Regions from separate parts of the Homo sapiens genome. Here region 1 is linked to region 2. A link is a contact called in ENCODE Hi-C data. All regions are on one chromosome and are shown on one strand. Each heading gives the region's core, a stretch centred on a gene start or an enhancer-like site at or near the end of the contact. The rest is flanking DNA. Distances are from core to core; before and after follow the strand shown. Region 1 has its middle 60 kb from the start of IL20RA. Region 2 holds the start of TXLNB (taxilin beta).

Region 1 (7,051 bases), core at 4,545-7,044, 2.2 Mb after region 2:
CATCGAAAGCTTCAGATGTTTAAGTGGTTATTTCCTTGTTTGTGAAAGGTTTTGTTGGGAAAAGGCCCCCCAAAATCTGGCCATAAACTGGCCCAAAAAATGGCCATAAGCAAAATCTCTGCAGCACTGTGACATGTTCGTGATGGCCATGACACCCACGCTGGAAGGTTGTGGGTTTACCGGAATGAGGGCAAGGAACACCTGACCTACCCAGGGTGGAAAACCACTTAAAGGCGTTCTTAATCCACAAACAATAGCATGAGCGATCTGTGCCTTAAGGACATGCTCCTGCTGCAGATAACTAGCCAAACCCATCGCTTTATTTCAGCCCATCCCTTTGTTTCCCATAAGGAATACTTTTAGTTACTCTATAATCTATAGAAACAATGCTTATCACTGGCTTGCTGTTAATAAATAAGTGGGTAAATCTCTGTTTGAGCTTCTCAGCTCTGGAGGCTGTGAGACCCCTGATTTCCCACTCTACACCTCTATATTTCTGTGTGTGTGTCTTTAATTCCTCTAGCGCTGTTGGGTTAGGGTCTCCCCAACCGAGCTGGTCTTGGCAGGTTTGAGGGTGGCTGGAGACATGTACTAGAAACAATATACTGGACTGTCTGAATCATGAGTTTGATCCAAAGCGGTGCTTCCAATGTATATGTTTCCATGTGTGTCATGCATAAACATACACACACATCATTATGCTAATATATACATGTCTAGGCACTCACATGTACAACTGTGCATATCAATATTATTTTCTAAAGAGAAGAATTGTGTTTTCTTTTTCAAGATGTGAGAAATGTCCATTTTTTGCTTTTGCCCCAAATTTTTACTGTTTATAAAGTTTTACTACAGCTAAGGAATTTTGCAATGCCTGAGTAATAAGACAGATTATTACTAGCCATACTAACTTGGAAACCCCCTAGATGTTTCTCTTAAAACTTTGGTTTGGGGTGGTCAGATGTGGAAAGAAAAGGGGAAGAAATGCAGAAGATGTGAAAAGGAGTCTGATGGGAAAGTATGCCTTTCTGTATTCTACTACTAACTAAATCATGTTTCTCAAACTTTGGATACTTTTTTTTCCAAACATGCTTCTCAAACTTTAGAAACTTGAGAAGCTTTTTTCAAAATATACGTGTACAGCCCACAACACTGGAGATTCTTTCATGGAGTCTGGGGCAAGAATCAGCAAACTTTTTCTGTGTAAAGATTAGAGAGTAAATATTTTAGACTCAAGGCCATATAATATTTGTCAAAACCACTCAGTTCAGCCGTTGTAGGGCAAAAGCAGCCATAGACCATATGTTAACAAATGAGCATGACTGTGTTCCAATAAAATGCCATTTACAGGACAGATTTGGCCTCCAAGCTGTAGTTTGCCCACCTGTGGTGTTCAGTGACACCCAGGAATACTATACTTGGAAAAGTGTTATGCATCTATAAAATTCTCATTAAAATTTATTTTTAAAACTTACCAAAAACTCAACAGGAAAGTTATAAAGGGTTAGAATAGGCAGTTCCAAAACTAGAGAGAGATGAGAGAGAGAGAGAGAGAGACAGAAGGAGGGAAGGAAGGAAGGAAGGAAGGAAGGAAGGAAGGAAGGAAGGAAGGAAGGAAGGAAGGAAAGGAGGGAGGAAGGAGGGAGGGACCGGGTGCAGTGGCTCACGTCTGTAATCCCAGCACTTTGGGAGGCCAAAGCAGGTGGATCATCTGAGGTCGGGAGTTCGAGATCAGCCTGGCCAACATGGTGAAACACCATCTCTACTAAAAAATACAAAAATTAGCTGGGCATGGTGGCAGGCGCCTTAATCCCAGCTACTTGGGAGGCAGAGGCAGGAGAATCATTTGAACCCAGAAGGTGGAGGTTGCAGTGAGCAGAGAAAAAGCCATTGCACTCAAACCTGGGGGACAAGAGAGAGACTTCTCTCAAAAAAAAAAAAAAGGAAGGAATGAAGGAATGAAAAGAAAGAAAGAAAAAGAAAAAGGAAGGAAGGAAGGGAAGGAAGGGAGAAAGAAAATGATTTTATAAAGGAAGGAAAAAATGCTAAACATAATTTTTTAAATGCAAGCTAAAACAAGACACCATCTTTTACCTAATAAATTGGCAAAAACTAAAAAGTCAGATAAGACGCAATTTTGTGAAGCCATGGGGAAGCCAGCACCCTTAGTATGAGGATAGGATAATACAACTTCAGAGGGCAGTTTGGACACAAATTATAAAATTACAGGGCACAAATATTTATGTATAAAGAGGGATTATAATAGCAATATATTGGAAACAATCTAAAAATCCTCCAAGAGGGACATGGTTGAAAAATTACCGTATATCTGTTAAGTCGTATGCTACATAAGCACTATAAAGAATAAGGTAGACCAGTATGCTGACCATAATATTGGTTAACCCCCCAAAACTATTCTCACTTTTTCTTCGGTGGGGCTGCCCCGACTTAAGATGACTTTTTTCAAACTTTTTGCAGCTAAATGTAGCCAATTACCTGAGTTCTCACCAAATGGAAATGAATGAAATTGGTATGTTCATCTTCCAGTTCCTCTTCTGAAAGATGTTTACTTTCAAATCACCTTTCCTTTTTCTATGTCTTTAGCAGCTGTGGAAGCTATGATTTGAAGACAATTGCTTGACTTCACTCAAATGCATCCCTGAATGATTTCCTGGAACAGAACCTGCACTGTACTGCACTGTAATATGTGAGAGAAATAAATATCTATCCTATTTAAACCAGGGCATTTTGGCTTCTCTTTGCAGCAGCTGGGCACTTGCCCTAAATAATACAGAAATGTGCATAGTGCTGCCATAACTGAAACCTAAGATGTGGCATTGGTACAATGAGAGAATCACAGGTGATGGGGACGTGGGTATTTCAGGCTAAAATGTTGACCACCCTTGTTCTATTGTCAAAAAACATTTGGCAAAGCTATTACCTACAATAACTGGAGAAGCAGATCGCTTCTCCTATTGCTTCAAATGAAGCTATTGGAAAGAATCCAAATGTCAATCTGTGTTGGCTTCTCTTTGCTGTCTATAAACAGGTTTTTAAAAAAGTGATCAACTAAGACAAGAATTGACAAGTTTGCAAGCAGAGCTGGAAGAAAGTAGAGAGCATCCAAAAAGAAGAGACTTGTTAAGGGTTGAAAAGCCAACTGATACGTAAAGAGGCTTATAATAGCACTTAATTGAACCAGAGCTGCAAGTGATAAAACCAGTACTCACGCCCTTTCTCAAAGGCCTGTTAAGACTCCTCAGCCACACAGAGAGGAAGCCTCAGGCAAAGAACAAATCCAGGGTGTTGCCTTTCTACCCAAGCCAATTTTTTTTTTTTCAGATAGCTTCAAGGTACCTACGATTCAAACAGGAAAGAAAAGTGTGTCAAACCTACAAGCCAGGAAATAGGTCAGCCTGAATATCCACGTGCAGAAAAGAACATTGAGAGTGGTCAGTGGCCCAGGTACTGACTGGAAGTAAGCAGACCCAAAGCCAACTGAGTTCTTAATCAGAAGCAGTGTTTTGGTAAAAAACCCTGGTGAATAAGACATTCAATAAGTCACATGAGTATGATGGGCTCAGAAGGCAAACCCAAATCTGGATGTGTCTCCCCCATTGAGGACAAATCACTGCCCCCTCCAAGATGTTCACGGGCTGCTTCCTGCCATTGACTGACGGGACACTCAGGCCTGCAGCAGCCAAGTCAGCCTCAGTGAGAGGAGGCCTATTCTTCTGAGCCATGTGGGACCCCTGACCTTACTGCACAGACATTTGCTCACGAGCACATTGAGAAAATGCCAGAGTGTGAAACTGAGTAGGTCACATGTCCACAGAACAGGTCACCTTGTCCATTGATCCTTGACATCCTGCAGTTTTATTTGTGCTGTAAGGTTGGATCCAGTCTTGCTATGCTCCTCCTGCTTCATGGTTTAATGGTCCAGAGAAGACCCATTCATGATGAGAAGTATGGGCCACATGGTCACAGGGCACCCCAGGGTCAGGCTTTTAGCCTCCCTCAGAGACCACTAATAAGCCAACAGATGTTTTCCAGAATGAGACTAGTTATTTCCTGAAGAGGGTAGGATTTTAGTCCAAAACCCTGGAAGCCATGGCCGTGTGTCTACTGTCAGGGTTTGCCACCAACTTCCTGCTTGGTCTCCTCTCTAGTGTTACCTCTTCCATCTAACTTTCATATTACAGCCAGAGTGATGTTTCTAAAACTGAAATCTGGCCCTGGCTAAAATCTGATCATTAATTTGTACATCTTTAATAAGCATCAATTATGTGCCTGTTCTAGGTCTCGAGAATTCAGCAGGGACAAAGTAGAGGGCCCTTGTTTTATCCTTTGAATCTGTAAAAGAAGCTAACCTCATAATGTGACATGAGGGGCACTAGCCCTGCAATGGCGGCAAAATTTCACCATTAGACTTTCATTCTTTGAACAAAGCTGTTTATCTTATTCTAAAATGCAAATGTGCTTGAGCACAGTAAAGCTTTGTCATTCATGGTCATAAACAATTTTGGGTAAATTTATTTATATGATGAGTTCCAATATGACAACCCAAGCTTATCTAGATGAGTTTTGTGGCATCCTTGATAGGGGCTTTTATAGACAGGAAAAATTACTAAGGGGATACTGTGATTTTCTTAAATTAATACTTTATTTATTAAAATTACAAATTTAAATTCCTCATTATTCCTTGAATTTTTAAGTCCAACTCATAAACCTTATTACTTTGTTTATGAATCTGGCAACTTTTAACCATCACTTTTAAGTGGCCTTTTATACTTTAATTGAATTAGTTTAAATATTTAAAAACTTGATTTTTTTTACCCTTTTTGAATACTTCAATTGTGCAACAAAAAAGTTCAAGAACTGTAAGATATCTAAGCCTTTACCCTACCTGGAAACTAACTAATTGACTTGTCAGTGTTTCTTAGATGCTGGCAGAAGACATGAGACTCTTGGATCAGAGACAAAGGGCTTTAATACTCACAGCAATAGCTTTAACCAGAGTGTCATTCTTTTGCATCAGTCCACTTTTTGTTAGGTCTGGAATAGGACCCAAATACAATGTGATGAATAAATTTAATGTGGTACCCTAAATGGGATCCAGGTACAGAAAAGAAAAAAAAGGACATTAAGTAAAAACTAAATAAAGCATGGACTTTAGTTAACAATAATGTATCAATTAATTTAGTTCATTATTTATGACAAATGTACTATACTAATATAAGATTTTAACAATAGGGGAAACCAGGCGTGGGGTATATATATGAGAACTCTCTGTACTATCTTCATAATTATTTTGAAAATTTGAAAATATTCTTAGTTTTTTTAAGTTGAGCAAGTGAAAAATATTAGATAAAACGACAATACATATTGTACTTGAATTTAGAAACATTGTGAAAATTATAGCCAAATGACTGAAGTTTGGGAACACTGGTTTTGAGAATAACAGGGATGGCTGAACTATGCTGAACCCTTGATCCTTCCCACCAGTGTGACAGGAAGATGTGTGATTACACCACAGTACTATCTACCCACAGCTTACAATTTCAGATGGTTATTCCACAGCACTAAGTAGAAGACTCTTTCATGAACCATCCTGAGAATGGGCAGGCACTAACCACCAAAAGCAGAGCTGAAACTTCTCTGAGAGTGAGACATGTCTTTCTTTAGAGGAACTGGGGCTTCTTGGTGGCTGGGTTCTCAGGGGATTTCTTAGTGGAGAGTTACTATAAACATCTAAGCTCTGGTTTACCACAAAGGTTTGGCCCTTCAGACACCTGGTGTCTTTTAGCAGCACCCTCAGCAAACATGAGTCCTTGTCTACAGATAAGACCTCAGGCTCAGAGAATAGGGATTGGAAGCTGAGGATCACACCACTGATGGCCCATTCTCAGGAGCCCTCTACCATCTCTCTTCTCACCCTGTTCACAATCACCTAGGGATTGTAGCACTTGTCCCCCTCCCCAACTTCAACACCCAAGGTCCCAAAGTGATAGACAGAGTGCCAACATTCCTTATCTGTAAAATAGAGGATAACAGGAGAGAGATGGTCTACATCAGCAAGTCTGGAGTTTTAGCCTATGCAATAATTGTCTGGAAGGCTTGTGAAAACACAGGGAACTGGGCCCCACCTCCAGAGTTCCTTTTTCATAGAGTCAGTAATTTGCATTTCTAACAAATCCCAGGTGACACTGATGCTCTGGTTGGGAGCTGCACTTTGAGAACCACTGGTTTAAATGATCTCAGGGGCATCTTTCAACTTTCATAGTCATTAAATCCATGTGTCTCAGACTCATGTGATCATGAGACTCACCCAGAGTCTTGGTTAAATGCACAGATCAGCAGGCCCCACCCCAAACTTTCTGACTCAGAATTACAAGATGAGCAGCCCAGGTGATTCTTATGATCAGAGGAATTTGGGAATCTTTATAATACCAAAAGCCAGCGCACCATCAGTGAATACGGTCTTTGAGCAGGACATGGTGAGAAATTGAGGGCATTCAAACATGGCACACAGGCCCAGGAGAAATGAGTAAAGCTGAAGGAGGGGGTGAGAAGGGATCAACAGGGTCAAAGTTTTGCCCTGACCCTTGCCCATGGCACGCATAGCACTGCAAAAATCATCTCAACCACTGGACATGAGCCTTTGCTACTCCACTGTCCATTAGATGGGGAGGGAAGGAGGCTCAAGGGGATACAAATGGCCAAGGTGATGCTGGGTCAAAGGGCAACTTCAGAAGGTCATAAATGTAACATTCATTGAGTGTTTTGGCCTTAAATTCATTTATATGATGAGTTCTAATATGACAGCAGCCTAAGCTTGTCTATGAGTTTTATGGCATCCTTGACAGTCGCATTTGTACACAAACAGGTCAACCCACGAGCATGGTGTACTGGGAGGGCTGGAAGGGCTAGAATGGCAGTGCCCATCAAAATACAGCTCAAAGACCCCAGTCATTTTCCCAACAGAAAACAATACCCAATTAAGCTGGAAGCAAGAAAGGGCATAGTGTCTGTAGTTAAGGGGTTGCTTGCC
Region 2 (6,985 bases), core at 299-2,798:
CGCAGGATTGCATCCCTCTGGAGGCTCTAGAGTATAATCTGTTTCCTTGCCTTTCCCAGCTTCTAGAAGCTTCCTGACCTATGCTGAGGTCATCAAATCTCCTTTTCTGCCTCCAATCCTACTGCCTTCCTCCCTCATTTATAAAGACCCTTATGAGGCTGAGTGCAATGGCTCACGCTTATAATCCCAGCACTTTGGGAGGCCGAGGTGGGCGGATCATGAGGTCAGGAGTTCGAGACCAGCCTAGCCAACACAGCGAAACCCCGTCTCTACTAAAAATACAAAAATTAGCTGGATGTGGTGGCAGGCGCCTGTAATCCCAGCTACTTGGGAGGCTGAGGGAGGAGAATCGCTTGAACCCGGGAGGTTGCAGTGAGCTGAGATTGCACCACTGCACTCCAGCCTGAGTGACAGAGCGAGACTCTGTCTCAATAAATAAATAAATAAATACCCTTATGATTACATTGAACCCACCCAGTAGTTCAAGATAACCTCCCTACCTCAGGATCCTTCCTCACATCTGCAAAGTCTCTTTTGTCATGTAAAGAAACATATTCACAGGTTCCAGGGAGTAGGACGTGGAGATCTTTTGGGTGGCATTATTCTGCCTCCCACAAGGGATGCCACTATGCCTAGCCTGTCCCCAGAGCAGAAACCGATGGAGGAATCTGCTTTGGAAGTATGGGAACACAAGCTCCAGAAAGAAAAATAAAAGGCAAATGGATGTAAATTAATAGACAGGCATTTTATGGTGAATCAGAAGGAATTTCTTTTTCTGAGGAGGATCAAGGAGCATGTTGAGGATTTACAAAATGTGGGAAAGCCACCAACTAAGGAAGAAAAAGCAGACTGCTTCCCTGAGGGTTTGTTTGAGATGGGAAGAGTTACCTGGGAAAGACTGTGCTCCAAGGTCACACCAATTACCACGTGCATGAAGATTATACTCAGTTCAGCTCCAAAATCACCATCTACATGTTTATTTCAAACTTTGCAAACAAACCAAACAATGACATCAGAATTAAAATGGTTCCACCACCTCCCTGTTCTTATGCCATTGTTTTTCTTTTTCCATGATTCCTGTAAGAAACCTGACACTAATTAAGCTAGTGCAAGAAGAAGAAGAAAAAGAAGATGAATCTTCCACCACACTGGAGATAACCCAAGAAGTAAGAAAAACTGATCTCTACCCAAAAAGGACAACAATGGTGAAAGACTGCATTTGCAACGGGGGTAATATACTCAGAGTTTAAATTTCCGAAAGGACAAACAAAACATGGAGAGTCTAATGAGATCTTCCAGCTGCTTCTCTCTGCTAAGGTATTTCCCCTGGCAACAGCTAGGGAAGCTTGGGTGTATTTTCCCCTTGCTGTGTCATATGATGTTCCTTTCCCTACCCCCACCTCCTCCAGACTGCTGCCTCCATCAGTGCCTGTGGCGTGTGTGTGTGTGTGTGTGTGTGCGCGCGCGTGCGTGCACGTGTGTATGTGTGTGTGTGTGTATTGGGTTTCTCTCTCCCTTGTAAGAACACAGCCAGCCCGCCCTCTCCTGCTGTTGCTGCAGCTCTGACTTGCTTTTTCCTGCCTCCTTCCTCTCCTCTCTCTTCTTGCTTAGCTTCTTGCCTTCTGGTAAGTATGACAAACACTCCCCCAAGCCCTGTGAGAAGGTATAGGGTGCGGTTTGTGGTGTTCGAAACTTGCAACTTTGAGATTGCCAGTGAACTGTTGGAGAACTTTTCATTGTTGTATTTATAAATAAAATGTGTTGCTTAGGGAGGGATGTGTCTGTGATAGTCATCTGGAATAGCCAACACAAGTGAAAAGTTCTCTCCCTGGGGAGGGGAAAATAAGGCAATAAAGTTTATATAAGATAAAAGTTAGAAATAATTTCTTTGCCACATAATATAAAATGGATGATTGAAAAGTAACAAAGTTCTCTGACTTTGTTTTTTTCCCTCTTGTTAACTTGTCTTGAGGCTACTTTTGGGAATTGAATTGTCCTGGGCTTTATAATGACTGTTCTGTTTTAAAGTAAATGTGGAACAGGAGTTTAAAGAATAGCCATGGAATTAAGAATTTAAAAAATCAATGATTGTGGCATCTCATGAAGAATAAATCAAATACAAACAGCCACTTGCATTTAGACTAACCGAAGTAAAACTCCTATGGACAGCTTATCTTAAATTAATTATTTTGAAGTTCATTTTACTTGAGATTTTATTTCATCCTAAGATAGTCTCCCCGACTTTAAAACCCATGTATGGATTTAAGCCACTAAATGTTTACTGTTTTCAATTTGACTGAAAAACGATTCTCTTGATTTTCAAGGATGAAGTGCTAAACGGCATGACTCATTTTAGAATAGCTTAAAATAACTTCTGGCTGGACAGCAGGTGCCGTGTGTCTTTCTCCGTGTTCAGGGGAGGCCTAAGTTATATATAGATGAGTGCAATCAACAAGTGAGGTCAGGAAAAGAAATCCCAGTGATGAAAATAATGAAACTGCTGCATTATTTGATAATCAAGTTGGTGAATTCAAACCAGTGAAAGAAAAAAAGTACTTCCTCTAAGTTATGAGTGTTTGGTGAGCATCACAAGTCAGTGGCAACATCTGTGTGTTGAATTTTCTGTTCTTGTTGGTGTCTGAGCATTCAATTGACATCTACTGCCCTGAGAACAGGAAAAGGAAGCTGTGCAGTTGTAGAACAGTATGCTTTTGTTTTCACTTTCATGTTACCACAACAGCAAAACCTGTGAATTATGAGGATCTTGCCACATTTTTATGCTGCTATTTAGCAGCATCACTGTTAAATATTATTTACAAATAAAATGCACCATAACTTAAAGGCCTAAACCAAATCTATTGCAACTCTAGAAGTGGTAATAGTCAGAAACCCTGGAATCTCTGACTCAGTACCATCTCTCACCCTTTCCTAAGGGCCCTTATTATTGCTGAATTATTTCTCGAGTTGGTCTCCTCCTTGTTTATGAAACATTGCTACTTCTTAAAAATCATTAAGTTTTTCTAGAGCTTCCTGACTTAGAAGAGAAAGTTGTAATCTGTTTTTCTCTTTTAAAAAATTGGTTTATATATTGGAATAAAAGAGTATTATAGAAATTTAAGGAATTGTTGTTATAAGTATCATCATGCTTTTGTTTTGTTTAGTTTTTGAGACGAAGTCTTGCTCTGTCACCCAGGCTGGAGTGCAGTGGCACGATCTTGGCTCACTACAGCCTCCGCCTCCCAAGTTCAAGCAATTCTCATACCTCAGCCTCCCAAGTAGCTGGGACTACCGGTGCCCGCCACCACACCTGGCTAATTTTTGTATTTTTAGTAGAGACAGGGTTTCACCATGTTGGCCAGGCTGGTCTCCTGGCCTCAAGGATCCACCCGCCTCGGCTTCCTAAAGTGCTGGGATTACAGACATGAGCCACAGCACCTGGCCCGTGTTTCCATACTACTTTGTCTATTTATTTATACCTTCCCTCATTCCCTGTCTTAATCTAAAAATGATGCCAGTTTAAGCCTCAAAAAAAGCATTCGTGTTGCTTATCTGAAAAAGAAAATGCCAGAAAAGTGAGAAATGTCTCCTCTATCCAGTGTAATAATGCATTTACATCAAAATATTCACACTAAGCAAAATATTGATTTATGGATCAAATAGAGCTTAGAGATGTTATTCTTATGAGTTATTTAAATAAATTCAATGGCTCTTCTATTAAATATTTTAACTTTGAAAGAAAACTAATACCACTTTATATTTAAACATTTTAAATATATACAGTCATGTACCCCCAGTGATTGTTAATCTACATAGAATTATACAGGAAAATGGTAACACAAACTGACTAGTGTAAGCAAAATGACAAATATGGCCACAAAGAAAAATAGCATGAATTACTTTCTTAATGTGAATAATAAGGAATGCTACTGAAAACTGAAGATCAAAACCAAAAATATGCCAGCAGTGTGACTTGATTTGGAAAAACAACTTTCCACTGTCCCTACTTTAATAATTGTAATGCAGCAGGACAAGCCGCAGACAAAACCCTTCAGACACCCAGTTAAAGAAGGAAGCAGTTTAATCGGCCGGGAGCGTCAGCAAGACTCCTGTCTCAAGAGCCGAGCTCCCTGAGTGAGCATTTCTTGTCCCTTTTAAGGGCTCACAACTCTAAGTGCGTGCACGTGAGAGGGTTGTGATTGATTGAGCAAGCAGGGGGTACGTGACTGGGGGCTGCATGCACCGGTAATTAGATCGAAACAAAACAGGATAGGGATTTTCACAGTGCTTTTCTATACAATGTCTGTAATCTATAGATAACATAACCTATTAGGTCAGGGGTCAATTTTTAACTACCAGGCTCAGGGCGCGGCACCAGGCTGTCTGCCTGTGGATTTCATGTCTGCGTTTTAGTTTTTACTTCTTCTTTGGAGGCAGAAATTGGGCATAAGACGATATGAGGGGTGGTCTCCTCCCTTAGTAACATCAATGGTTTGTGAAAGGACATTGCCTTTCTCTACGTTAGAGACTATAATTAGTTGGTATTCACTTGGGGGATATCCTTACCATTGAAATGTAGCATTGATATGTAGCAAGTAGGTTAGCTACATAAAGCCTAACTGTGCTTACCACTAGATACTACTCCCAAGATGGAGGCTAATCACTCTGAACAGCTCTCAGCGGAACGACAGTCAACACCTCCAGGTGACAGTTCATCATTACCCAGTCACAATGGCCTGGAGAAGGAAGATGGCCAGGATTCTCCAACCCCAGTCCAACCACCAGAGAAAGAGGCAAGTGTGCACCCCGATATCTCTGAAGAGCTGAATCGACAGCTGGAAGACATCATTAACACTTATGGGTCTGCTGCCAGCACAGCAGGGAAAGAGGGCTCTGCCAGGGCCAGTGAGCAGCCTGAGAATGCAGAATCACCTGACAACGAGGATGGGGACTGTGAGGAAACAACTGAAGAGGCTGGAAGAGAACCCGTTGCTTCTGGAGAGCCACCCACTGTCAAAGAGCCCGTCAGCAATAAGGAGCAAAAATTGGAAAAGAAAATCCTAAAAGGATTAGGCAAGTAGTTATGTTCAAATATGTGACTTTTCTGTATGGTATTCCTAAAAAAGGGGCACTTCTTCCAAACTTCACTAAAAGCCACATCCAATATTTGGATGACTGTAGTAGCCTTCTATATTTTCCCTTGTTGTATTTGTCCCCAGCCCTTACCCCTCAATGGAGCTCAGGTGAACTTTTCAGTGTGTTACCCATTGACCCTTTGTTCCGTGGCCTCCTACTGCTCTTAGGATGAAGACCAAAATCTTTAACATGTTCTCTAAGATCCTAATGGTCTAACTCCAACCAGTCCCAGTTTTATCTCAGATTACTCTACCCTACAACATCACCTTCCTGAACACTCTGCCTCTATTACCACCACCACCACTACTGCCTAATAGCTAGTCATTCTGATCTTGTCTTTCAGGCCTTTGAACATGCTATGCTCCATCGCCCACAAGGCCTGTGCACATCCTAGTTTCTTTACCTAGAAATCTGTACCTATCTTCAGGTGCCCAATGAGTGTTTATTAATGCCTAGTCTTTGTAAGGCACTGTGCTAGGTGCACAAAGATAAATAAATCATGGTCTTTTGGTCAAGGAGCTGTAAGTATAGAGAAAACAGAAGACATGTAAATTAATTATATAGGAGAAGTGCAAAAACGGGAAAAGGAAAATTTTTTAGGAGAGCATGGGAGATTGGTGACACCAACGATGGCTGGGAAAAAAGGGTGAGAACGTTAATTTTTAAAACTATGAGTGAAGCATGTTACTGTACATAGGAAAGTCCCTCTGCTTGTCTTTCCTGGTGGAAACACTCACTACGAATACTCCCTCCTATGTGATACTTTCCCTGACATGCCCAGGTAGAGTTAGCATCACCTTCCTTAGTTTTCTATTAAATTTTCTGCAGCAATCATTTGTTTATATACCCATCTCTCATGCTAGATGGAGAATCTATCAAGGGCAGAGACCACATATGATTTGTTTCTGGAAGACTATGTGGTAGAGTGAAAGATCATGAGCATTGGAGTCAGAACTGGGTTCAAACTCCAGTAACCAGACTATCTGTAAACCCAAATATATCACAAACTGGAGTAGAATATTTTTCTGCAGTGAGCAGGTATATACAAACCTACCCACAAAGGCCAAGGGAGCTGAAGGCCAAAAACAGAGGCTGACAAATCCACTTTCTCAGAAAGAAATATTTAATAGGGGCTTACAAACAGTAGTGCTGTCTTGGGCAGCAGTGAGACAGTGAATTCCTACACCCACTCTCCAGAAAGTGTCCTTTACATAGCAAGCTTTTAGGTAAAGTCATGTGCAGCTGGTCACATCTCCAACTTTCTTGCCAAAAGTCATGACCACTGGGAACGTTAGATAAGCATCTTTCTGAGGGATTGTCTATGTCACAGGCATTGTTTAAAGACCTTGCTGCAGAACAGCCGTCAACCTTTTTGGCACCAGGGAAGACAGTTTTTCCATGGACTGGGGAGGGATAGTTTCGGGATGATTCAAGTGCATTACATTTATTGTGCACCTTATTTCTATTATTATTACATTGTAAGATATAATGAAATGATTATACAACTCACCGTAATGTAGAATCAGTGGGAGCCTTGAGCTTGTTTTCCTGTAACTAGACGGTCCCATCTGGGGGTGACAGGAGACAGTGACAGATCATCAGGCATTAGATTCTCACAGGGAGCATGCAACCTACATCCCTTGCATGTGCAGTTCACAATAGGGTTCACGCTCCTATGAGAATCTAATGCCACCGTTGACCTGACAGGAGGTGGAGCTCAGGTGGTAATGTGAGTGATGGGGAGCAGCTGCAAATACAGATGAAGTTTTGCTCTGTCGCCTGCCACTCATCTCCTGCCGTGCAGCCCAGTTCCTAACAGGCCACGGACTGGTACCTCACCCTCCCAAAGTGC

Evidence for each region. Hi-C counts contacts between places; a loop is a spot of excess contacts on that map. Pooled maps may share reads with other maps.
Region 1: a pooled map shows a loop between it and region 2 (11-fold over the local background). The contact joins the enhancer-like site here to the promoter of TXLNB in region 2. A Hi-C loop is called at or near these places in 2 of 37 single-sample maps with no recorded cell type and 3 of 50 pooled maps.

What each region holds. Positions count from the first base shown.
Region 1 is chr6:137,101,859-137,108,909 of GRCh38, reverse strand. No RefSeq gene overlaps it. Among named protein-coding and RNA genes, the nearest start is that of IL20RA, 60 kb to the right of the region's middle. RefSeq lists an enhancer at 2,730-2,789. Within about 2 kb of position 5,794, at least 5 of the 41 ENCODE cell types and tissues checked have a DNase peak (open chromatin) inside an H3K27ac peak, as active enhancers do.
Region 2 is chr6:139,286,561-139,293,545 of GRCh38, reverse strand. TXLNB (taxilin beta) reads left to right here and starts at 1,548. Exons shown (of 10, transcript NM_153235.4): 1 at 1,548-1,625; 2 at 4,633-5,070. The coding sequence starts at 4,647. LOC102723690 (a long non-coding RNA gene) reads right to left here. Exons shown (of 5, transcript NR_197427.1): 4 at 6,644-6,702. RefSeq lists enhancers at 2,324-2,573, 2,774-2,833 and a silencer at 2,420-2,714.